3 separate regions of the Homo sapiens genome follow, and regions 2 and 3 are each linked to region 1. The links are chromatin contacts, found by Hi-C or POLR2A ChIA-PET in ENCODE. All regions are on one chromosome and are shown on one strand. The core of a region is the stretch at or near the end of the contact, and the rest is flanking DNA. Distances in the headings are between cores, read along the strand shown.

Region 1 (4,267 bases), core at 1,122-3,621:
GTGCTCAAACTTAGTTTATATCATGAATTGCAGTAATTCTGAATTTTGTTAAACAGGAAACTGACATTTTAAAAGACAAAAAAAAAAATCACACTATAATGTCAACCAAAAAAAAAATGTGTCAGTGATAAGATGGATAAAAAAATAAAATTCCTAATATTTCTATACTAGGAAGGTAAAAATAACAATGTTATTCAATAAATTGAACCGCCAAATATGTTTTTTTTGGTAAGAACATGGCAGAGCAAGATGGGTGGGAAACGGCTCACTTTTAAAGGCAGATCCGAGTTTTATTACAGGTTCTACCTAGTAGAACTCAATTTCCCCATCTGGCAAATGAAAATATCACTAATTTAATACGGTAGTGATAACATCTATACTCACGTTTGAACTTAAAATCAATTTTCATTTAAAATAGCAACTTCAAGTCAAAAATGTTGACTTGCTTTAGGCTTAAAATTACTCTGCATTCAGATATTAATAAGACCTCTGGTGAAACATTCATTTTTCCAAAGTTTGGATGGCAGACCCCTTTGAGAAGCTGAGGAAAAACTATAAACAATTTTTGTAGAGAACTGCACATTTACACATAATTGCTTTGTGTCAAACCCCTTAAGCCTTGGAACAGAAATCCAAGTTAAAGAGCCCTAGTAACCCAAAAGAACCATTTCCTTAAGGAAAAAAAAGCAACACTGAATATATTTTAATTTGGAAGTAATCTTATCTTAATCACTCAAAACTACAGGAACTATCAGGAGTTCCTATGTCACTAAACCTACCCTCACCACTAAAAGTTCTTTAAATGATTACTAACATTAATGTTACTTAACCCCAGCTACCCAAATATAACTACTGTGCCAAAAGCCTCAATGGTAAATTACGCTACCATTTTCTTACTGTATAATGATTCTGCATCAAGACTCATCTTCGGAGCAGTATTACTTTCATTCTGTCTAAGGATAGGAAAATCCCAGAAATCTTTGGGCTCCGACTCACAAAATATCTCAAAACAGGTCGAAGGCCAAGAAAATAAAAATTGGAAGGAGCAATTACTTTGTTCCCAGATGCAAAGCCTGGAAGCATATCCAATTTACCCGCCTGGCAGCTTCCCCCATCTTTCCAGCCCCCTCAGTACTGTCAGCATCCCCTGCCCAACCCAAACCCATAAGTCTCGGCAGCGAGTGGTACTAATTTTTTTTTTTCTTAAGGCCAGAGGCCAAAAAGAGAAAAGTGCCGGACTGAGAGCCAACCAACTGCGCCTGGTTCTCTAATTCATTCCTACACTTATTCATCCCCCCTAAATTAGACGGGGGATCCGAGACAGCTGCTGCTGCCTTGGTTGCTTCCCTTCCAGTGGAATAGTGCCTGGGAGGGGCCTTCTCTCCCTTCACAGAAGCAGCTGCGCCCCGCTTATCCCCACTGCGCACTCGGCCATCCAGCTCTCGCCATTGTTTCTGCCCACAACAGATACCGCCCCTGCAAGGACCGGGAAGAAGAAAAGGAGGCCCAAGTCCTCGGACGCGCTGCTTTTAAATGCCTCCTTCACCCCGCCCGTGCATCCCGCTCCTAAGGGGTCATCTCCTCGCCCTTCCCCGAAGTTTGGTGGAAACTAAAAACCACATTCAGAGGTAGGAGAGGGAATTATGGGAGTCTAGTGGGAAAAAAACGATGGGTCCCCCGGGCCACGGTAACCAAGAACATCTGTTCACTGAGAGCGTTCAAATATTTGTCAGGATTCACGAAAGAGACAAATAATTTAAATGTGAGGAGCCAGAAATCCATTTTGCTTAGCTCGAATAGGGTAAGAACAAGGGAGCAAGAGTGAGAGCATCATTTCGTATCCACAGGGTGTGAAGCTGAGTCTGGTGCAGAGAGAGAAACCCGGCTCTGCGTCCGATCGCCACGATCCGGCGAGGGAGCCAGCTCCTCCTCCCCGCTGCACCCGCTCCCCATGCCGCAAGTCGCCCTCACCTCCATCTCGGCGTCTGCGGGACCAGCGCTGGCCGCAGACGCAACCGCCTGCGCCGCGACGCCTTCGGGGCCGCCTTTGTTGCTGCTGTTGCTCCCGCCGCTGGCGATCGAGGCTGCGGGCTTGGAAGGCGCGCTCTCGGGAGGCGGGGGTGGCGGAGGCTCGGCCGCGGACGACATGATGTTCCGTCTGCGTCACCCGCTGCTGCCAGAGGCCCGAGTCCGGCGGGGATGGACGGGGAGGCCTAGGCCTGGATGCTACGTCGCAATAAACTGGTGGAGGAGCGAGACTCCCACCCGAGCGCTCCCCTGCGCCGCGCCTCCGCGACGGGCCTGAGCCGGGCCCAGGAGCTGCACACTCCCAAACGTTCTGCTCTTCCGCGGGGCTCTAGGTTCCACCGGCGCTTACCTCACGGCGGGAATCACGTCGACGAGGGTGGGCGGGGCCAGACGGGTCACTGAGGTCAAGGAAGGCCGGCTGATTTAGAGAAGGGCGGAGGGTTGGGGGAAGGGAAAAGGAAAACGAAAGAGAGACTGAGGCTGGGAAAACGCTTCGCCGCCTCCTCCTCTTCCTCTGGAAGATAACATCTATCTCGCCAGCATCCAGGACGACGACCTACGCCACCGACTTTCAACACTCGCGAGATTCCTTATTGGCTCACTGACTGGGTCCTGAGCGCGCATGCGCATACTGCCCTCCTCACCCTTGGCCCGCCCTCTTCCAGATCTCTAGCCGGCTCGGGAGAGAAGAGTGGGCGGGACCTCCAGGGAGCGCTCGGAGGTGTAGGTTTGTGCGCCTGCTGCTTGGCAGGACGCGAGCTCAGTGTTTTAGGCTTTCGTAACGGCTCACGGTTCTCGCTGTGTCTTCTGTGCCTGACAGGGGTTGGCGGCACTACCGGAAAACTTGTCTGGGTTTTGCGCTGCCCATTCAAACTTGGAAGTCTTGTGTCTGGCCCCAAAACTTCTGCCGTATCCGCTTAGAGGCGTGACGCCACAGCCTTGACGACGTTATGGTTACCCCAAGTGAAGTCTCACGGTTTTTTGTTGTTAGAAAAAAAAAAAAAGTCCGTTAGTGTGATTTTTTTCTTTTTTCTTTTTTTTTTTTTTTGCCTTCTCATGTTAGCTGCGTCGGTTATTTCTAAATACCCTCCTTAGGCACAGAGTTAAATGATATTTCTTCTGAATTTATATGCCAAAGTTAAGCAAATAACGTGCACACTACCATGGAAGTGAGAAACACGAATAATCAATATATGGGGAAGATAGGTGGTGCGATGTAATCTTTTCCCCAAGCATCAAACATGAAAATTAAAACGTACATTCTCCTTAAGTGTTAACAAATATTCAGCACTGATTTTGTATACTGCCTTAGGCAGCCTTCAATGCAGCTTAAGGGCCTTGTGCATTCATCGCCTACAAAATTTAAATACATTGTAGTCTGTTTGATAACGAATCTGCATACTACAGTAGATTACCTGCCCAGTACAGGGTCTTTTTTATCTTTTTTTATTCCTCATATTCAGTATTCTCTAAATGTTTGTTGAGTAAAGGAGACACATTTTTCGAGAGTTGAGGTTTGAGCTAACTGGTTATGTTGAATTCCAAACAGAAGGGATCCCCTTTGAATATATAGCCTGCAAATTTTTTAACTAATGGAATGATAATTCTTAAATGGACATCTGGAAAAATGTCCCCACTCCACTAGAAATGCTAGTTCTTAGACTATAAGGAAATGTCTAAGGATATATGCAAAGATGAATACCTACAATGATGTTCATCATAGTCTTCATATATGACTGCAAAAAGCTAACAACAGTAGGCTGAATCCAGTATTAAAAGTTAGGTGTTTAAAACTGTCATACACCCAGAAAATGAACTATTAACCTTTAACAACCATTAATGTAGAATAATGGTTGTTTTGTGTTGTTTTGTTTTCAGACAGTTTCTGTCGCCCAGGCTGCAGTGCGGTGGCATGATCTCAGCTCACTGCAATCTCCAACTCCCAGGTTCAAAGGATTCTCATGACTTAGCCTCCGGAGTAGCTGGAATTACAGGCGTGCACCACCACGCCTGGCTAATTTTTGTATTTTCAGTAGAGACAGGGTTTTGCTGTTTTGGCCAGGCTAGTCTCAAACTCCTGGTCTCAAGTGATCTGCTCGCCTAGGCCTCCTAAAGTGCTGGGGTTACAGGCGTGAGCCACCGCACCTAGCCAAAGAATGTTAATTTATAAAGTGTTAACTGAAAAATTTGGTTTAACAGTTCAAAAATGTAGATAAAAGTTGGAAGCATATTTACAAAA
Region 2 (4,267 bases), core at 859-3,358, 2.4 Mb before region 1:
GCAAATTGAATTTGACCTGAGTGGAAAGATAGTTATATTTCAAATTATAATGCAGGGCAACCTAACTACCAGTTTTTTAAAACCAACATTTGAGGAAGAACTGGTTTAAGGATGATGCTCCTTTTTTTTTTTTTTTTTTTTTTTTGAGATGGAGTCTCGCTCTGTCGCCAGGCTGGAGTGCAGTGGCCCGATCTCGGCTCACTGCAACCTCCGCCTCCCAGGTTCAAGCGATTCTCCTGCCTCAGTCTCCCAAGTAGCTGGGACTACAGGAGTGTGCCACTACATCCAGCTAATTTTTGTATTTTTAGTAGAGACGGGATTTCACCATGTTGGCCAGGATGGTCTCGATCTCTTGACCTCGTGATCTGCCCACTTCCGCCTCCCAAAGTGCTGGGATTACAGGGTGCTCCATTTTAAACTTGACTGCTCTCTGTTTTGGTTTTAGATTGAATTCATGCAGGTGTTTCAAACCTCGCTTTCAATAGCATTACTTGTTACTGGGAAGCTAGATCTTTTGGGGGGAGTTGGCAGGGAGGGGTTGAACGTGAGATTTCTCTATCAGTGAAAGACATCTTTTGGGAGATACAGCACTCTTTAAGCTTCACTTATAAAAGTGTGCAATATAAAGCCTTATTATTATTTTTAATAAGGCAAGTCAGAATTTAACCCCCATGGCTCTCTTTAACACCACTGAAGTTGTAAGAATTAACTCAACCTCAAAGAGGCATGAGTTATCCATGTAGGCTTATAGAGTGTCATTTTAATGTTCTATGTCTTTACTGTGCCTCCACTTTCTTTGATGAAAAGGTCTATTTAAAAATTGGTAGGAAAATATTTAACATAATAAGATGATGAGTCAGAGTTTTAAAAAAGCTAAAAAGGGAAGATGTAGTTAAATAATGCACCTTTTTATTTTCTAGCTACATGACTCATGACATATAATGTATTCTGCTAAGTTCAAAGTTTCCTCTTACAAAGAGAGTTTTATGAAACAACTCTTCTTCAGACCATTTTTATTTCAATTATAGTAGCAGGTTTTGGAGTTTAAATCATTAACAACCTCTGAGTGAACTTTTATCCAAATGACTGCAAGTCACAAAGAGAACAGTCCTCTTTCACCAAGTACCTTTTGTGCTCTAGTGAGACCCGTCCTTTTCTATTTTTCTCCTTTATGTCTCTCTTTGAAGAAAGATGTGTGATTTGTAAGGTAATGAAAGTATGTATCAGTTAATGAAAACTGCTATATTGGGCTCATAATGCACACTGGAATTGCTTCAGGGTAAACTTCATATACCTGCAGTATATAGCAGGGGAAAAAGTGAATTTCCGAAGTAAAGATTGCTGTGTGCACTCTAGGAGTATCACGTAGCAGTTAAAGCAACCATCAGGGGTGACCTAATCTTATTTTCCTCTCTTTGTCAAGTAGCTGTAATGTTCATTTAGGAGCATTTTTCAGTTTTAACTCCAGTGGACACTCCAAAACTGGGCACTTATTCTGTCAACTGTCAACCAAGTTATTGATTTCACCATATGTTGTCTTCATTTTTTTTAAATTAGTTTTTTTGGAATGTTTTTGAAGAGTGTGTGGGAGACGATAACCTCCAGATTTAAGGTGATGGGGTAGGGACAAAAGCCTGCAGAATTTCATACAGAACAAAATGTAGCTTAATAAACAAAAGAAAGTGAAGAGAGAAATTTATTTCCTTTTTAAAAGTCAGTAAAATAATGAACTAATCGTTGTTTAAAGAGTGAGAAAAACTTTTTCCCCCTAGATTTGGTGACTAGCGGGATAAATTTGAAGAACTCCATCCCACCCCCGCACGCGCGCCCCCCATTCTTTCCAGACAGAGCGGTTGTAAATCCGAGGCTGAGTCCGCCCTGGGAGCCTTGGGGCACTTTCCTCTTTGCTCTGTGTGTGTGTGTGCGTGCGTGTGTGTGTGTGTAGCTCTCGCTCTTTCCCTCAGTCTGTGCCTCTTGTGTGTGTGTGTGTGTGACAGAGAGAGAGCGAGAGAGAGAGCGCGAGAGGAGAGAGAGCGAGAAAGAGAGAGAGAGAGAGCAAGAGAGCGAGCTGTGAGCTGTGCTGCCGCCGCCGCTGCCCTTTGATCCCGACATTAGTGTTAGGGGCTCGGAGACACAGAGCGCGGCCATAGACACCGCCGCACCGGCACTCATTTATTTATACCTCCCATCACACACGCGAGCATAGGACACACACACACTCACACCTATTAGATCCGTTTCCATTGAAGAATATTACGCTCGGGGACAAGCCAGGTGCACGACCAAAAATTTAAAAAAAAAAAAAAAAGGAAAAAAGAAAGGAAAGAAAAGAAGAAAACCCCTCTTCTGGCTCCAGGAAACAAGCTTCAACCCATTGCACACACCGGAGAAGGGGTTTCCCCCTGCCCGCCCGCCCGCCCCCCAACTACCTCCCCGCTCCTGCCAGTGTCTGCCTCTCTGCCCCCACGGGGGTTTATTTGATCTCACATTAACCAAGGAGGAGAATGTGAGAAAAGGGGGAAAATGCCCAGGAGGAAGCAGGAGCAGCCCAAGCGCCTTCCCTCACGTAAGTCATCCCTTCTCCACCTCCTCTCGTGCCATTTTCTCGCCCTCCCTCTCCTCTTTCCCCTCCGCAGCCTCCTCCGTTGTTTTCTGCATTAGTTTAGGGTTACAGAGGTGAAACTGACAAAGACACAGCCCGGGTTACTCCTCGTTTAGGTCTATGCTGAGGCAGCCATGTTGGTGATGATCAGCCCCGTGCCCTTTCTATTCTCTCTCTCTTTTTCTTTCTTTCTCTCACCCCCCCCCTTTTTTTCCTTGAGATCGGGCTTTTTTTTCCCTTTCCCTCCCCTTCCCCCTCCTCACTCTGGGTTGCTGGGGGGAGGGGGCAAGAGAAGGGAGGAGGGGAGTAGTGTGGATGCCGGGGGTTTTATCGGGGGTTTGGTGGGGGGAGGTGGGAGAGGTTGGAATCTTAAAAAAAAAAAAATTCCTTGTGGATTCCGGCGCCTGAGGGTGCGGGGGTCGGGGCGCGCGGAGGGCTGGGGGCCGTGACATGGCGTTTGGGGGTGTCGGGGAGAGGGCGCGCAGCAGCCGCCGGGTACAGGATCCAGGGAGAGGTCCGTCCCTGGCTAAAGGTTGCGCCGGGGTTGGTCGGCCCCCGAGCCGCCGGCGGCAGCGGCGGCGGCGGCTGGAGCAGGAGGAGGCGGAGGTGGAGGAGGCGGCGGCGGAGGAGGGGAGTCGGGGGCGGGCGAGGCGGGAGCGGCTGGGGAGGGTGTAGGGGCACCGCACACAAACACACGGGTACACACGCGCCGCCGGGCGGCTGCTCCCGCGGCGCCGAGGCGAGGGGGCGCGCCGGGGCGCGGGGCGGCCGGGCGGGGGGCGAGGCCGGGCAGCGGCGGGCGGATGTGGGGTGCGGGAGCTGCGCCGAGGCGAAGGCAGGAGGCAGGGCGGCTCGCGGCGCGCGAGGTCCCTGCAGAGCGGAGGAGAGGGAGGAGCAGGGCTCCTGGCCGCAATAAAATGCGGGGTCAGTCGGAGCAGACGGAGCCGGGCGAGACTCGGGCTCTCAGACCCCCTCCTTGGCGAGCCTGAGCAGAGTCCAGGACTAAAGTGCATCACAGCCCTCCCCGGCGGCAGCCACACACGCCAACTGGAGACACACACCCGCCGGCACGGCCCGGTCCCCTTCCCCTCCTCCACCCGCGCCCCCGGTCCCTCTCCGCCCTCCCTCCGGCTTTTCTTTGCGCGACTCTTAACTTTTCCCCCACTCCCTCTCCAGCTCCCCCCAACCCCCCAGTCTTTCTCCGCTTTGAGTGTTTCGAGATGCTGCTAAAGCTAAAAGTGAAGGAGAAAGAAGCAACTAAAAATATCCCCCGGGGCCGCCCGGCTCCTTGAATGCAGGGAAGAGGGGGCAGGGGAGAAGGCGTGGGGCGGGGTGACGGGGAGGAGGGGACGCGGGAGGCGCCGGAGGGAGGGGTCGGGGGAGACGGAGGGTCAATTTCTCTTCTCTCCCCCCACACTACTCCCCTCTCCCGGCGGTTTGGCGCTGCTCGGAGCCCGATCCTGCAAAACCCGGGCTGGGGGCGGGAGTGGAGCCGGAGCGCCCGCCCGCCCGGGTGTCAGGCCGACGTGGTCGGTCACCTGAAGTTCACGGAGGGTGGGGGAAGGGTTAAGGTTATGGTGTCTCGGGCTCGGGCTGTGTGTGAGCTTGTGCTTTTCCGCTGCAGACAGGCAGGGCGATCGATCTCCCCCTCGCGAAATAACCGCG
Region 3 (4,267 bases), core at 659-3,158, 2.1 Mb before region 1:
CTACCACCCTATTTCAAATCCAGGCTTGAACTAGGAAGCTCTGAGACCAACTATGGAACCTGGGTAATTTCTCATATTCTCAAAGTTCCTTCACTTACAAAATGAAAACATTAAGATCTACGTATCAGGATCATGGTGAGTATAAATGAGTATGCATGAGAGAGCCTGGCACAGGGCCTGGCATCAAGCAGGTGCTAATCACCTCTAAGAAACTTTCCTCTTTTCTCTCTCCCTCCTCAGTCCTCCTTTCAGACTTCACAGCAAGACTCATTCTGAAAGGTGAATGTGATCTCCTTAGCCTCCTACTCAAATTCCTCCAAAAGTTCACCGTACCCTAGGACAGTGGTTCTCAAAGTGTAGTCCCCAGGCCAGCAGCACCTCTTGCGCTTGCCTTTCCAAAATTCCTCTAAGGAGAGTTTACTATCTTCCAAACCTGCCAACTCTCCCAACCCCAAGATTTAACTCATCTTTTACATCCTTCCCCCTCTATGATATCTCTCCTATACTACCCAGCTTAAAATCTTTCCTGACCATCCCAGTCTCTAGGACTTTTTCTGACCTCTAATTCCAATTATTTCTGAATACAAAGAGTCTTCATCTTACAATCGGGTCTGTGTCTGGATAAACCCACTGTAAAGTCAAAAAATCTTTAACTGAACCATTGTGTAAGTGTAGGACTGTACTAAGGTGAAAATCTGCAGAGGTCACAAACTAGTTGCACCTGGCCCACCCACAGAAGGTGTGTGTTAACTAAATTGGTTGCAAGTAACATTAAAAATCAAGAAAAAATACGTAAAAATACAGATCTTTGGCCTGTGTTGGAGAAAATCGGATCTGCGTTTGAGAGACCCCCATTCCCACATGGCAACAATCAGCTAAATGGTAAATGTTTCGAGCATTCACCAGCTCTTTCCATTCTAAATAAAGGTTTTCTTTTGACATCTTCAAATATCTCAAATGGTGATTTACATTTCTTATGGATATGTAACTTTTCATGCTTGTTTTGTCTCTCCTAATAGAATACAGCCCTTAAAAAACCTGTCCTTGTCTTTGACTTTTTAAAAACCTCTTGTTACCCTGAACACAAACCGGTATTTAGTGCAAAATTATTGTAAAAGAATATTCTGAACATTGTAGACAACAGCAAAATGCTGAATAATCCACACAGTTTTTCTGGAAACTTTTGGCTTTCTACCAAGTTGGAAAAGTTTTATTAGTTTATGTTTTCTAAACATATGGATTAGGGTACAACTCTTAAGACAGATAATAAAAAATTTTTATATTATTTTGGTTTAGGTCGTCTTTCATTTTCTAATGAGAAATACATATGAAGACAGCATGCCCTCTGCTGAAAGAGATTTAGACCCTGCCCGGCACGCCATGTGACGGAACCTAGATACTGTTTGTAACTTTTAGTTTGAATCCAACTTTTATATCCTGGATTTGATTTCCCAGAAAAGAGTTTCAATTTCACTCTTTGGTAGGAGTCATAGTGGCTTTCTCTGACGCGGCCTCAGGTTAACCATTTACCGGGTTTGGCAGCGACAAGGGAAGAGCCACCTTAACAAAGCTGCCTTGCTGTGGCTCAGAGATAACCTGAGAAACCTAACCAAGATGAGAATTTTAAAACACTGTTTACGTACAGGGCCTTTCTTTGTTAAAGCTTCCATTTGAACCCATTTGCCGACTCCTGCCTGTCCACACATATCCGCACCCCGAACATCAATATTAGGAGAATATTCGATAATACTCTCCTTTTCCTTCCCCCACCCCAAATCCTCCAGGGGGCGCCCCGGAGGACCGCGCTGGCCCCCCGGCGGGAGGGCGGCCGTAGGCGGGAGCCCAGTCCCGACTCCTGGACGCCGCGCGCACTCCCCATACTCACCCGCCCGAAGCCACGGAAGTGCCACCTGACCCCGCCCCTTCCGCCGGATCCTCCCACGCAGGCGCAGCGCCGACTGCAGGCGCGTGGGGCCCGGGGATCGCCTGGGGCTGGGTGGCGGTGCGGGGCATGGCCAGGGTCCCCGTGGACGTGGCCGCGCAGTTCCGGCGTGTGGCGGAGAGCGAGTGAGCGTGAAGGTCTCCCGGCCTGCAGCAGGCTGCGGAAGCTCTGCGCCGGGAAGTTCTCTGGCGGGGGAGGGGAGGGCGGTTTACGGCCTTTGGGGTAGGTTTTGCCCTTTTTAAGATCCACATGAAATCTTTCGCCTCCGAAGTTCGAGGGTAACTTTCGTTCCCTCCTGGCCTTCGCGACACCCTCGAGTCGGACGGAGGCCGAGTCGTGTCCTCACCCCCAGCAGCCTGCGGCGGCCGGGACCCCCGGAGGCCCTTCTTCCGCTCCTTGGAAACTTAAAATGTGGGGTGAGGGAGAGACGCGTTACGTTTGACAGACCGGTGAAATTAAAGACACTCAAGCTTCTCAGAGTGATTTGAAGAAATGCTCAGCGTTCTGCCGAAATATAGTTTTAAGTTTTTAAACCACGGCATGGTTTTTAAAGGCTGAAGGACCCACAGTTTTTTTCTCTTAAAGGGCACGCATTCATTTTGATTAATATTTCTTAACATGCAGCCAAAGCCAGGACTCGGGCTCACTGCTGCAGGGGTGTCCTCGGGAAGTCCCGAGGGGGGAAAGGCGCGCAAGCCTGAAATGGAGATGAAAATAAACAGGCATAATATTTGCTACCTCACTGCGTTGGGCGTAGTAGTAACTAATTCTTAAAAAACGTCTTAGATGACATATAAGTAGTAAAGCCGTTGTATGCTAATCTAGAATTTTTGAGAAAAACTTAATCACCCAAATGTTTGCTATAATGTGATGAAGATAGCATCCATCGGCAGTAGCCAGGATCAAATGACGAGTAGATATGGTTATAAATGGGGCCCATGCAGTATAATTAGTATATGAAACCAAGATGTCAGTCCTCACACAGAATTTGTGTAATGATATGCATTTGGGAGGCTTCAGGCCTTTTCAGCTATTTGATACAGGTTGATTCTTACTGAATACAGAATAATAAAAAATGAATTACTGGTCTCACCATTTTCATTATTACTATTTGGACCAAAAGACTACCACTTTTACTCCAAAGATTGATTGTAGACTCAATAGCCAATGACAGAAAATTAAGCACAAGTCTAAATGAAGCCGAGGATCTAGTAGAAAGAACACAGAATCAAACCTTTCAAATCTCAGCCTATCGAACACAAACAGATTGACAGTTCTTGAGACGGTTTACTTCCTTTCTTTAAACTTGGCGTTGCTCATCTGAACAATTGTTTCGGTAAGGGTTACGTTTGATGAAAGCTCAGTTTGTGCTACCTTAGAAGTGAAGAAGTTTGTTAATTTTAAAATTGAGTTTATCCTTACCTGCTTTTCGTTCTACAAACTCAAACACTTTCATGCATGTCACTTTTTTATTCAGAAGTTTTCTAAACAGTACAGCTTAGGGAACACATTTCCATGGAACATTAGTGTTTTGCAAAATGTTAATAGATTCTTCATGGGAAAAAAATTGCTAGCATCACCAATACTGGCGAAAATATGAACCTGTCATTATGAGGCTATGGGAAATACACTTTTGTAGAGCTCTTGCCAAAAATGTTTAACCTGAATCTGATTGTGAGGAAACACTGAGATAAATTCTGAATGTGATTTGTTCGGACTTTTCAATAAGGTTAATAAGGAAGACAATAAAAAAAGGCAGGAGGACTGATCTACATTAAAGACAGCTGTCAACTAGATAGCCTTAAGGATTTAAAAAATTTGAACCTGGGCTGGGCGCAGTGGTTCACGCCTGTAATCCCAGCACTTTGGGAGGCCGAGGCGGGTGGATCACCAGGTCAAGAGATCGAAACCATCCTGGCCAACATGGTGAAACCCTATGTCTACTAAAAATACAAAAATGAGCTGGGTGTGGTGGCACGTGCCTGTAGTCCTAGCTACTCCGGAGGCTGAGGCAGGAGAATCGCTTGAACCCGGGAGGCAGAGGTTGCAGTGAGCCGAGATTGCGCGACTGCACTCCAGCCTGGCGACAGAGACTCCAGTCTCAAAAAAACAAAACAACAACAACAACAAAAAAGTTGGTAGTTTCAGGTGAATAGTATATGAATGTTCTTTTAACTCATCTATAGATTTGAAAATTTTCAAAATAAATAGTTGAGGACAAATTGTAGCTAGCAATGCTGGAAACCCATTTCTGCCTCCCAGCAGGTGGCAGCAAATTAATACTCCATAACGTACAAGAAAATCATTGCAATTTCCTCGTCTTGG

Evidence for each region. Hi-C counts contacts between places; a loop is a spot of excess contacts on that map. ChIA-PET counts read pairs that join two places held with the same protein, here RNA polymerase II (POLR2A). Pooled maps may share reads with other maps.
Region 2: a map of naive thymus-derived CD4-positive, alpha-beta T cell shows a loop between it and region 1 (15-fold over the local background). The contact joins the promoter of ZNF827 here to the promoter of SMARCA5 in region 1. A Hi-C loop is called at or near these places in 3 of 168 maps with a recorded cell type or tissue (CD4-positive, alpha-beta memory T cell and naive thymus-derived CD4-positive, alpha-beta T cell), 1 of 37 single-sample maps with no recorded cell type and 13 of 50 pooled maps.
Region 3: a loop to region 1 is called in a map of CD8-positive, alpha-beta T cell, with 31 times the contacts of the local background. The contact joins the promoter of MMAA here to the promoter of SMARCA5 in region 1. A Hi-C loop is called at or near these places in 5 of 168 maps with a recorded cell type or tissue (CD4-positive, alpha-beta T cell, CD4-positive, alpha-beta memory T cell, CD8-positive, alpha-beta T cell and 1 more) and 13 of 50 pooled maps. POLR2A ChIA-PET finds 5 or more read pairs at or near these places in 1 of 52 experiments (CD8-positive, alpha-beta memory T cell).

The regions. Positions count from the first base shown.
Region 1 is chr4:143,511,806-143,516,072 of GRCh38, reverse strand. It overlaps SMARCA5 (SNF2 related chromatin remodeling ATPase 5), which reads right to left and starts at 2,371. Exons shown (of 24, transcript NM_003601.4): 1 at 1,972-2,371. The coding sequence starts at 2,148. SMARCA5-AS1 (SMARCA5 antisense RNA 1) reads left to right here and starts at 1,236. Exons shown (of 2, transcript NR_104027.1): 1 at 1,236-1,628; 2 at 1,848-2,601. RefSeq lists enhancers at 1,751-1,870, 1,931-1,990, 2,281-2,650, 2,681-2,750, 2,781-2,870 and 1 more.
Region 2 is chr4:145,936,664-145,940,930 of GRCh38, reverse strand. ZNF827 (zinc finger protein 827) reads left to right here and starts at 2,108. Exons shown (of 15, transcript NM_001306215.2): 1 at 2,108-2,566. The coding sequence starts at 2,524. RefSeq lists an enhancer at 2,732-2,791 and silencers at 3,166-3,235, 3,356-3,765, 3,866-4,267.
Region 3 is chr4:145,617,026-145,621,292 of GRCh38, reverse strand. MMAA (metabolism of cobalamin associated A) reads right to left here and starts at 1,908. Exons shown (of 7, transcript NM_172250.3): 1 at 1,886-1,908. RefSeq lists silencers at 1,540-1,609, 1,640-2,079.